2 separate regions of the Homo sapiens genome follow, and region 2 is linked to region 1. Evidence: read pairs that join two places in POLR2A ChIA-PET (ENCODE). Cell type or tissue: GM12878. All regions are shown on one strand. Each heading gives the region's core, and the rest is flanking DNA. Links, peaks and the distances in the headings are about the cores only.

Region 1 (4,412 bases), core at 168-4,167:
CTCTATTTAAATGCCTGTTTGACACGCTATAAGACAAGCATGAGTTCAAGTTATAAATTAAAGTATAAATGGGAAATAACCACAGATGTTAAGGGACCTTGCTTCAACCTCTATTTTACATATTTGTCAATACTATGATAATCTGGAAATTTTTTTTAAGTTAAAATACAGTTTTCTTTTATATATCTCAAGTGTTAGAGAAGATCTAACTTAATCAATATTTAATGTGCAATAAAATAAATGAATCCAATTATTTTAGAAGAGGGAAGCAATGTATTAAGTATATGCAGATGACACTTTTACATATATGGATTTTCATTTTGGGAAGGGAAGATCTATTACAATGTATTTTTAAATCATTATTAAATCAGCTACATATTTTATGATAACTGCTTAATAAGGCTATTCTTCAGAGTGTACTAATTCTAATATTAATGGATAATTGTGTACTAAGGCAAGAGATCTAGTATATTACTTGTGAAAATAATTATATTAAATGTTTACAAAGTAATAAATATTAATGGTCAATTTTGTTAATATTAATAATACCTATCATCATTGATTTAATGGTTTGTTAGGCATTAAACATCATTATTTGTCCAGAAAAGCTACTATGAATACTGTACTTATACTCATGCATTCATATTTTAAATTTATAAATTTAATAATATTATAATTTACTAGGCTTTAAACTTTTTATAAAACTAAGTAATATATGAAAACACAGGAGTGTTTTGAAGGTTGTAGGTTAATCCAGAATGCATTGCTACAACTAGCCATAAAGTACCATAAAACACACACACACACACACACACACACACACACACACACACACACTATCATCTGTCTATCTATCTATCTATCTATCTATCTATCTATCTATCTATCTATCTGTCTATCTTTCCTGCTCCCCTGAAAGATATGGTAACTGAGACCCAGAAATATCAAGTAATAGTCCAAACTCATAGAATTGCTGCTACTGGCCCTCTAGCTTTCTAATTGCTGCCATATGGAGCTCTCTGAGAAGGCTTGAGCCCTTCATGACATTGCCCCCAACTCCAAACTATTATATCCTGAATTACATAAGGAAAAGAGTCCAGATTCTGGCTTCTGGGATTCCGTGTCCCTCCAAAGGTTCTACTGAATCGCACCCATGATGACCCCATGCTGTTCTCCCTCTCCATAGCACGGCCTAACTGATTCTGACAGTCATGACTGACCGTGACAGTGTAGGGCCCATGCTGCAGGCATCCCAGGGCACAGCAAGCTCGACTGACACCACCACCACCAAAGTAATCATCCCAGCTCTCACTCTCTAGGTTCCCAGAACTCAGGAGATGAAGAGGTCTCATGGAAAGTCTCCTCATTAGGTACAAATAAAGAATGCAGAAACAGTTCTCGTCAAAGAAGTCATGTCACACATCCTTTCTCAGTGTTTTGCCTCCTTTTTATATTCTTGAAGTAGGTATGACAGTCAAAATCTGTCACACATGTGACCAGATACTTACTTGTGAATATATATGTGTTTCCTTGAGACACATTGCAAATCTTCAAAAGTAAACATTCTTAGACATTAATATTTGTTTAAATTCATGTATACAAATTACTGAGAAAGTATCAGAAGCGATGTTATTGAGTCAGACATTTTAATATAGTATATTTTAACAGTATTACCAGATCATCTTCCAACATGACAATCGTAATTTATATTCTGATAAGCAGTGTATGAGTCTCATTTCATCATATCCTAACCAAAACCTAATGCTATCAAACTTTTATAGATATATTTTTAAAACTGGAAGGATGATAAGTGGTTAACTCTTAGTTGCCTTACTTTGCATTTCTCTGATTATTAGTGAGGATGAATATCTTATTATAAACCTGTTGACCTTTTGTATTTCCTCTTTGCTTTCATGTGGTAAGGAGGGCAGGACCGTTTCACTATCTTACCTTTGGGCTACATCAACTCTCTTTGTCACAGTTTCATCTACAGGGATTTTGTTTATGTCATTATCCCATAGGACATCTATATAGATGTCATTATGTCAATAAAATCTCAAAACCAGAAAGTAGTAAGTTCCCTAGAATCTTTGGTAAAATATTTGAGTGTTAGAGGTGGGAAATAGATATAATAAAAATTCAGGGGATTCCCACCACATTGAGGTTTCTGGGTATCCCACAATCTTGGACTTATTACATTCAAAGTAAAAGACAAATTGCAATACCTTGCTTTTCCTAACACTAAGAAAGAGACAAAACATTTGATGGAACTCTCTGGATTTTAGAGAAGCATACACAACATTTAAGTGTTTTGATTTGATCCACTTACAAAGTAAACTAATTGGCAGCCCTGGGTGAATCTCAGAGCAAAACATACAAAGTAGTTTCAGCTCATTTAGGGTTTAATACCAGCAGCTCTGAACCTGGCTGTTACGGCTCAGTGGAACTCATAGTCATGTGATAATAACATATGGGGCTTTCAGGTTGTTGTGCAGAGTCATATCTTTCCTTTATTTCTGAAATATACCTCTCACTCCTATGAACGTCAGTCAGTTTCTTTCTACAGTCATTTCAGTGTTCGTTCATGGAAAAAGTAGTCAGACTAGTAAGAATGAAGATTTGTATGGGCCCCAAAATATACACTTCTTTTTACCAAAGTTAACTGGATACAATCACTTCAAGTGTTTTTCCCATCAGCAGTGAAGGATAACCCTAAACTCTGGCACAGCGCCACACTCTGGGTGAACAATTCTACGATCAGCAGTAAATTGAGCACTGAACTCTTTTGTCCTAGAAGGGGTAGTAGTTTGATCTCCCCTGAATTAACAATTATTTTGCTTATGGATTTGCCTATTATGTCTCCCATGCTTCTGTCAGTGCCACCCTTATTCAAGGCCTTTTCTCAGTCATGATGTCCTATTGCTTCTGAATAGAGAACTTATTTGCAAATGAACAAAAGCAATACGATGACCATAATGGAATTCTCTGGTCTTAACACATAACCCATCATCCAGGAGTAACTGACCCTGTGGAAAGATAAAATGGTCAAAAGAATTTTCAGTTAAGGTGCCAACTGGGAAATAATTAGTGAAGTTGGGATGTTTTAACTGAACCATCAGCAAATATATGGTATTATTCTTCTCAGAGCCAGAAGATATATTTCCAGGAATCAAAGGGTAGGATAGGGAGTTACACCTAATAATCCACTGGAAAATTCTTGGTTGCCCTTTAACTATAACTCTGGACATCCTGCCTTAGAGATTTTAGTTCATAAATGGTGAGCGCTTCCACTAGGAGACAATACTTCCCGTAACTTGAAAGCTGAGGCAGCCAACAAGCTGTCTGTGGTTCTTTGTGCCTCTACATCAAATGGCAACAAAAAGGGGAGATTTACTTATTTGGATGTGGTGATTACTTATTTGGATGTGGTGATTGGTGGTGATCATCACAGGCAAATTGAGTGGCTGATCCAGAATGTATGTGTCTCCCAGTACTGCTGTAGCTGGTGTTAGGAAGGCGGATCTACAAGCTCAAATCAAGAGCATTAAAGTTTGGGGTCACTTCCCAAGATAAAGAATACTGAATAGCTGGATATTCTAGCTGAAAGCTAAAGAAAAATTGAATACACACAGAAAGAATTATGTTTTATCACAACTATAGCCTTGTTATCAATGACAGAAATTGGGACTGTGCTAGCTTGTCTTGTTCTAGTATTTTTTTTTATTAATTACATTATTTTTTACTCACTATTTCCTATTATAATTTATATAGAGTATGTTGGTGGTGAATAACATAATGCACATTAAGATAAATTTTGGATTATAGCCAAGTTAGAGAAAAAATAAACATCAAGAAGAGATGAAGTGCAGTGACTAATGAGACTTTGGGGAGAAGGTGAATATATTTTCCTTTGTAAAAAAGAAAGTGAAATTTCAATAATATGTTGATGATGTTATTGATATTTGAAATATTGGATTGGAACCAATGTTTTATAAACATCGAATATCCAAAGGAGGGAACTGATTATGGCAAATTTCATAGACTGTCTAATTCCATTCTATTTCAATCTCCTTGGAGCATGTCTTCTTATGAATCACAGGCTGGAAAGATGCAGACTACATATCTCTGGCTCCCTTGCAGCTTGAGTTCCACATGTGGCCTAAGCTTCATAAGGTGTATGCAACTGCGTGCATCTTGGAAGGGATGTAAACACAACTGTATGCAACCAAGGGACATGATCACCCTGACTTGAAGACAAGCAGCCACAGAGGTACATGGCTATTCTTCACCAGATAGAGTGCAGCTTCTGGTTCTAAAGATATTGAACAGTCAGTGGTGAGCAGAGGCATATGACCTCTGCTGGAGCTGTCTCCTCGTGGAGCTGGGCAATTATCCCAGTTGTATTTCTTCTG
Region 2 (4,412 bases), core at 288-4,287, 610 kb after region 1:
TTTTACAGGATGAAGACAAAACCTTAACTGAAGTCAAAATACAAATAGCAAACTAAGTAGTAAAGTTTACAAATCATATCACAGACAGAGGGCCAATATCCTTACTCTATAAAGAGCTTCAGAATTTGAGAAGAAAAAGGCCAACCTCCAAAGCAAAATAGAAGCTATGAACAGCTAGTTCACAAAAAAGAAATGCAAATGACCTTTAAACATTTGAAAAGATGTCCAATCTTGCTCATAATAGAAATGCAAATTAAAGCTACACTTAGATGCCATTTCTATCACAGTGGCAAAAATCCAAAATGTTGACAACATACTTTGTTGGCAGTAGTGACTGAAAACAAGTATATTCATTCCTTGCTAGTGAATGAAAATTTGGCATTATTTGCCAAATTACATCTGCATTTACTTTTTGGCTCAGAAATCCTACTTTGAAAAATTTATTCTCAGGATAGTTGTCAAATATAGTAAATGGTATTTGCGCAAATTATTTATTGTGCCAATGTTTGCAGAAGCAAACAACTGGAAACAATGTAAATACCAATAATAGAGGACTGATGGAATAAGATACTATGTGTACACAATGGTAAAATGGAAGGAGAACTATATTTTACCACAGTGTGATATTGACAATATGTTTTTCTTTGAAAACACCACACACTCAAACCCACACATATACACACAAAGAGACAAACAATGGGATGATAAACCAAATCTAATACAATTGGTTCACCTCTGAGTTTGGGAAGGAATTTGGAAGAGGGAGTGGATAAGCAAGTAAAGTGTGTGTGTGTGTGTGTGTGTGTCTGTATCTGTGTACATTTTTTTTACATAACTTAAAAGATGAAATCAAAAGTAACTGCCAAAAATTGAGACAAAAGGAAACATTATTCTAACTGTATATGAAGTTGGTGACACTAACAAAACTGAAATAATTATTTTAAGTGACTTGAAAACATTGTGCTGTGACTATAAATGTCGGGAGTTGTGTTCCAAATGGCAAAGAGAATCACAACAAATTTTAAACTGTACTTAATAGTTGCATTATTAGGAGTACCTTTGATGTAGTTTGGAAATTTTATACTTAAATAAGTTATTATGTAAATGCCTTAGGGAGCAAGAGTTTTAGCAATAAGACCAAAGAGATACAAAATCAAAGAAATTGAATTTTCCACTTTTGACCCAAATAGAATAATGCCTGAAATACCCCACCTGAAATCACTGTAAAACTGGACAAATATAGTAAACAATATTTTCAGACATTGGACATCAGCCAGCACAGGGCAGTGATTCCTGAGAAAGCAAAAACAAAGGAGATAAGCCCTATGATTGCACCAGCAAGCCCTGTGATTGTACCAGCTTACTGTCTGAGAAAGGTTCCAGCCTGCAGCACAAGGAAGGAACCAACCCAGGCAGAGCTCAGTGGTCTTCCTCAATGGAGATGGAACTGGGTGTCCAGAAAGCCAAAATGACTAGAGTTAGCAGGGCAGAGTACCAGAAGGTAGAGAGCTGGAGAGGGTGCTCTTAAGCCTGCAGCTGTGTCCTGATCAACATATATGTGTGAGGAACATACCTGAGGCTGAGGAAAGACCACCCAATAGGAGCAGAGAGAATAGTCCTCAGAGCTCACACAAGGCCAAGAACAGTTGTTGTTTCTCAATTTGTAATAAAATTATAATATTTTGGGAACAACTTTGGGTCTTTATTTCTTTACAAATTGAGTGATTTGTAAGATTATTAGAAAATTATATTTATCAATTGCTTTTGTCTGTATACTTTAGCTATGTCATTTAATCCTCAAACATGGATTTTAAAGAGGAAGAAAAGTAAATTGCATTAAATACTGCAGGTAGGAAATGGCAAAAATGGAATTCTAACTTGATTGCAGATATACCACACAACTTTCATAACTTCATTAGCACCTTATAACTCCCAGGATTTGGTTGCTATCACTAGAGCCATAAGAAAAATCATTACTAGTTAATTTTGTAATGGAGACATATATTTTGTCAGTAAACTAGCCAACTTTTCAATTTGGAATGAAATACTAGATGGAATGTTGTTTTATTGTCCCACCAGGTTCAGTAATGTTCGTTATGGCTACAAACGTGGTATACAGAGTAATTTAGAACATGATTCATTTATTCACAACTAGGACTGACTTATAAGCCCTAAGGACTAGATTATGATGGATTCACCCGCCCATAAGTAATTAAAAATAAAACGCTGAAGTGTAGAAAATCCAACAAAGTTCAGATTTTATTATGATGATGTTAAACACTTCTTATGCCTTTTTATGTATTTTGGTGTGTTATAGATACTATAAACGTGTTTAAATTTCCTATTAGGTAATCCAGTGGGGATCACTACCCCTACTCAGGTTGAGAGAGTCCAAAATGAGTGAGTGGGAACTGTTTTGATTGCTCAAGACAACAGCATGGACTTAGTAGCAGTGACTTAGCAAATTTGTGTTTGCTTGTATTATTTTGTTTTTTAATAAACCAGTTTGCTCTGTTCTTAACTTGGGCAACTTAAAACACTAAGAAATATTTATAAAATATCTGCAGGAGGCACTTTAATTGCTCTTGTAATACATACAAAGATTAAATCCATCAGAGCATTTAGAAAGGAAATGGTGGCGGAGAGTGGAAGAAACAATAAAATGGAAAATTTTTGTATAAGTAGATTGTAAGGAAAATAAGTAATTGTCATGCAAGACTCAAAAACAAAAAAAGGATGTTGTGGGCATCCAATAGAGGACTTGTATGTTAGAGAGAACAGGAAATAGTTATTTGAACTCTGGTTTTGAGGTTAACCTTGAAAAGAGGAAGTTTTTACCTACAAATTTTTCCTTGTCTTATACCTGCATGAAATATCTTTTCTTGATTAGAAAAAGAAATGTAACAACACCTTCAAAGCAGAGTTGATCAATGTAAAAAAAATCTTAAAAACTGAGTATGTAAGTACTTTGAGATGAGAATACTCAAAAAAAGACTAATTATAGTAAGAATCATTGATGAGCCATGTGGTTGTGTCATTTTTTTTTAATTTTAAAAATATGGAGGATGTGCAGGTTTGTTACATAGGTAAATGTGTGCCATGGTGGTTTATTGTACCCATCAACCCATCCCCTAGGTATTAAGCTCAGCATGATTAGCTATTTTTCCTAATGCTCTCCCTTCCCCATCATTATTATTTCTAAGATGGTTCTGATGAGCAGTCACTTTAGGGGATCATGTAATGGCAAAACTTAACATGTGAAAATTCTGCTTCAGTGAATTCAGAGGGAGTTTTGAAATGTGCGTTTGTATGAAGCTCCTCAGCTTGAATCTAATGTGAAAACTGCTCTGGCAGTCAAAAAAGTAAATGTTCTATTGTTTTTAAGCCCAAAATTTCAGTGTCCAAAAATGTGATTCCTTTTTTTTTTTTTTTTGGTACAGAGTCTCGCTCTCTCGTCCAGGCAGGAGTGCGGTGGTGCGATCTCAGTTCACTCCAACCTCTGCCTCCCGGGTTCAAACTATTCTCCTGCCTCAGCCTCCTGAGTAGCTGGGATTACAGGCGCACACCACCACACCTGGCTAATTTTTGTGTTTTTAGTAGAGATGGTTTTTCACTGTGTTGGTCAGGCTGGTCTCGAACTCCTGACCTCTTGATACGCCCGCCTCAGCCTCTCAAAGTGCTGGGATTACAGGCGTGAGCCACCGCATCCCGCCGATTTCATCTTTTAAAGAGAACATCTTAACACTTAATAGACTCAGACTCAACCATACCCAATACTTTCAGATGTGAAAATTTGGTAACATTTAGCATCTTATATATGTTGCTGCTGATATATGGGGGAAATTGAACATACCTTCTCTAATGTTGTGTTATATAATTTCTGATGCACATGTACTTAAATACCCTCTTTTCCTTTTCAGAAAGCTGTATGTGATGGCTTCTGTGTTTGTCTGTCTACTCCTTTCTGGATTGGCTGTGTTTTTCCTTTTCCCTCGCTCTATCGACGTGAAATACATTGGTGTAAAATCAGCCTATGTCAGTTATGATGTTCAGAAGCGTACAATTTATTTAAATATCACAGTGAGTATAAATTTATATGAAAAATGTTTAACTTCATTCTTTTATCCTATTAAGCAGCACCTTTGTCCCCATTGAGAAGAGATGTTTGTTAAATGTGACACTGGTCAGTGTGCTTTCTGTATGTCTTTTCTGTATTGACGTTCTCTACCATTTCTGGTTCTGCTAAAAATAGCAATAATAAATACTGGCAATTCTGTATATACAGAATGATTTAGCATTTGAAAATGTCTTTAGGAGGGTAAAATAAACTAAAAAAAGAAAAAAGGTATTACAATTTACTTTTCAGCATATGACTCTGAATAACTTCTAGCAAAGTGTTGACATAGTTGATT

The links. ChIA-PET counts read pairs that join two places held together with the same protein. Peaks named below come from ENCODE experiments on the same cell type or tissue, not always from the same donor. Only the 100,000 strongest peaks of a DNase experiment are listed, where the experiment ranks them.
Region 2: POLR2A ChIA-PET joins it to region 1 with 5 read pairs; 2 of 35 experiments call an interaction of 5 or more read pairs at or near these places.

The regions. Positions count from the first base shown.
Region 1 is chr7:11,610,995-11,615,406 of GRCh38, forward strand. All of the region lies in intron 2 of THSD7A (thrombospondin type 1 domain containing 7A), which reads right to left. Among named protein-coding and RNA genes, the nearest start is that of THSD7A, 220 kb to the right of the region's middle. In GM12878, for the core only: no CTCF peak of the experiment used is centred there; DNase peaks (open chromatin) are centred at 1,991 and 2,487; H3K27ac peaks cover 395 bases.
Region 2 is chr7:12,220,306-12,224,717 of GRCh38, forward strand. TMEM106B (transmembrane protein 106B) reads left to right here. Exons shown (of 8, transcript NM_001134232.2): 4 at 3,921-4,080. Among named protein-coding and RNA genes, the nearest start is that of TMEM106B, 11 kb to the left of the region's middle. RefSeq lists a silencer at 2,705-2,905. In GM12878, for the core only: no CTCF peak of the experiment used is centred there; no DNase peak of the experiment used is centred there.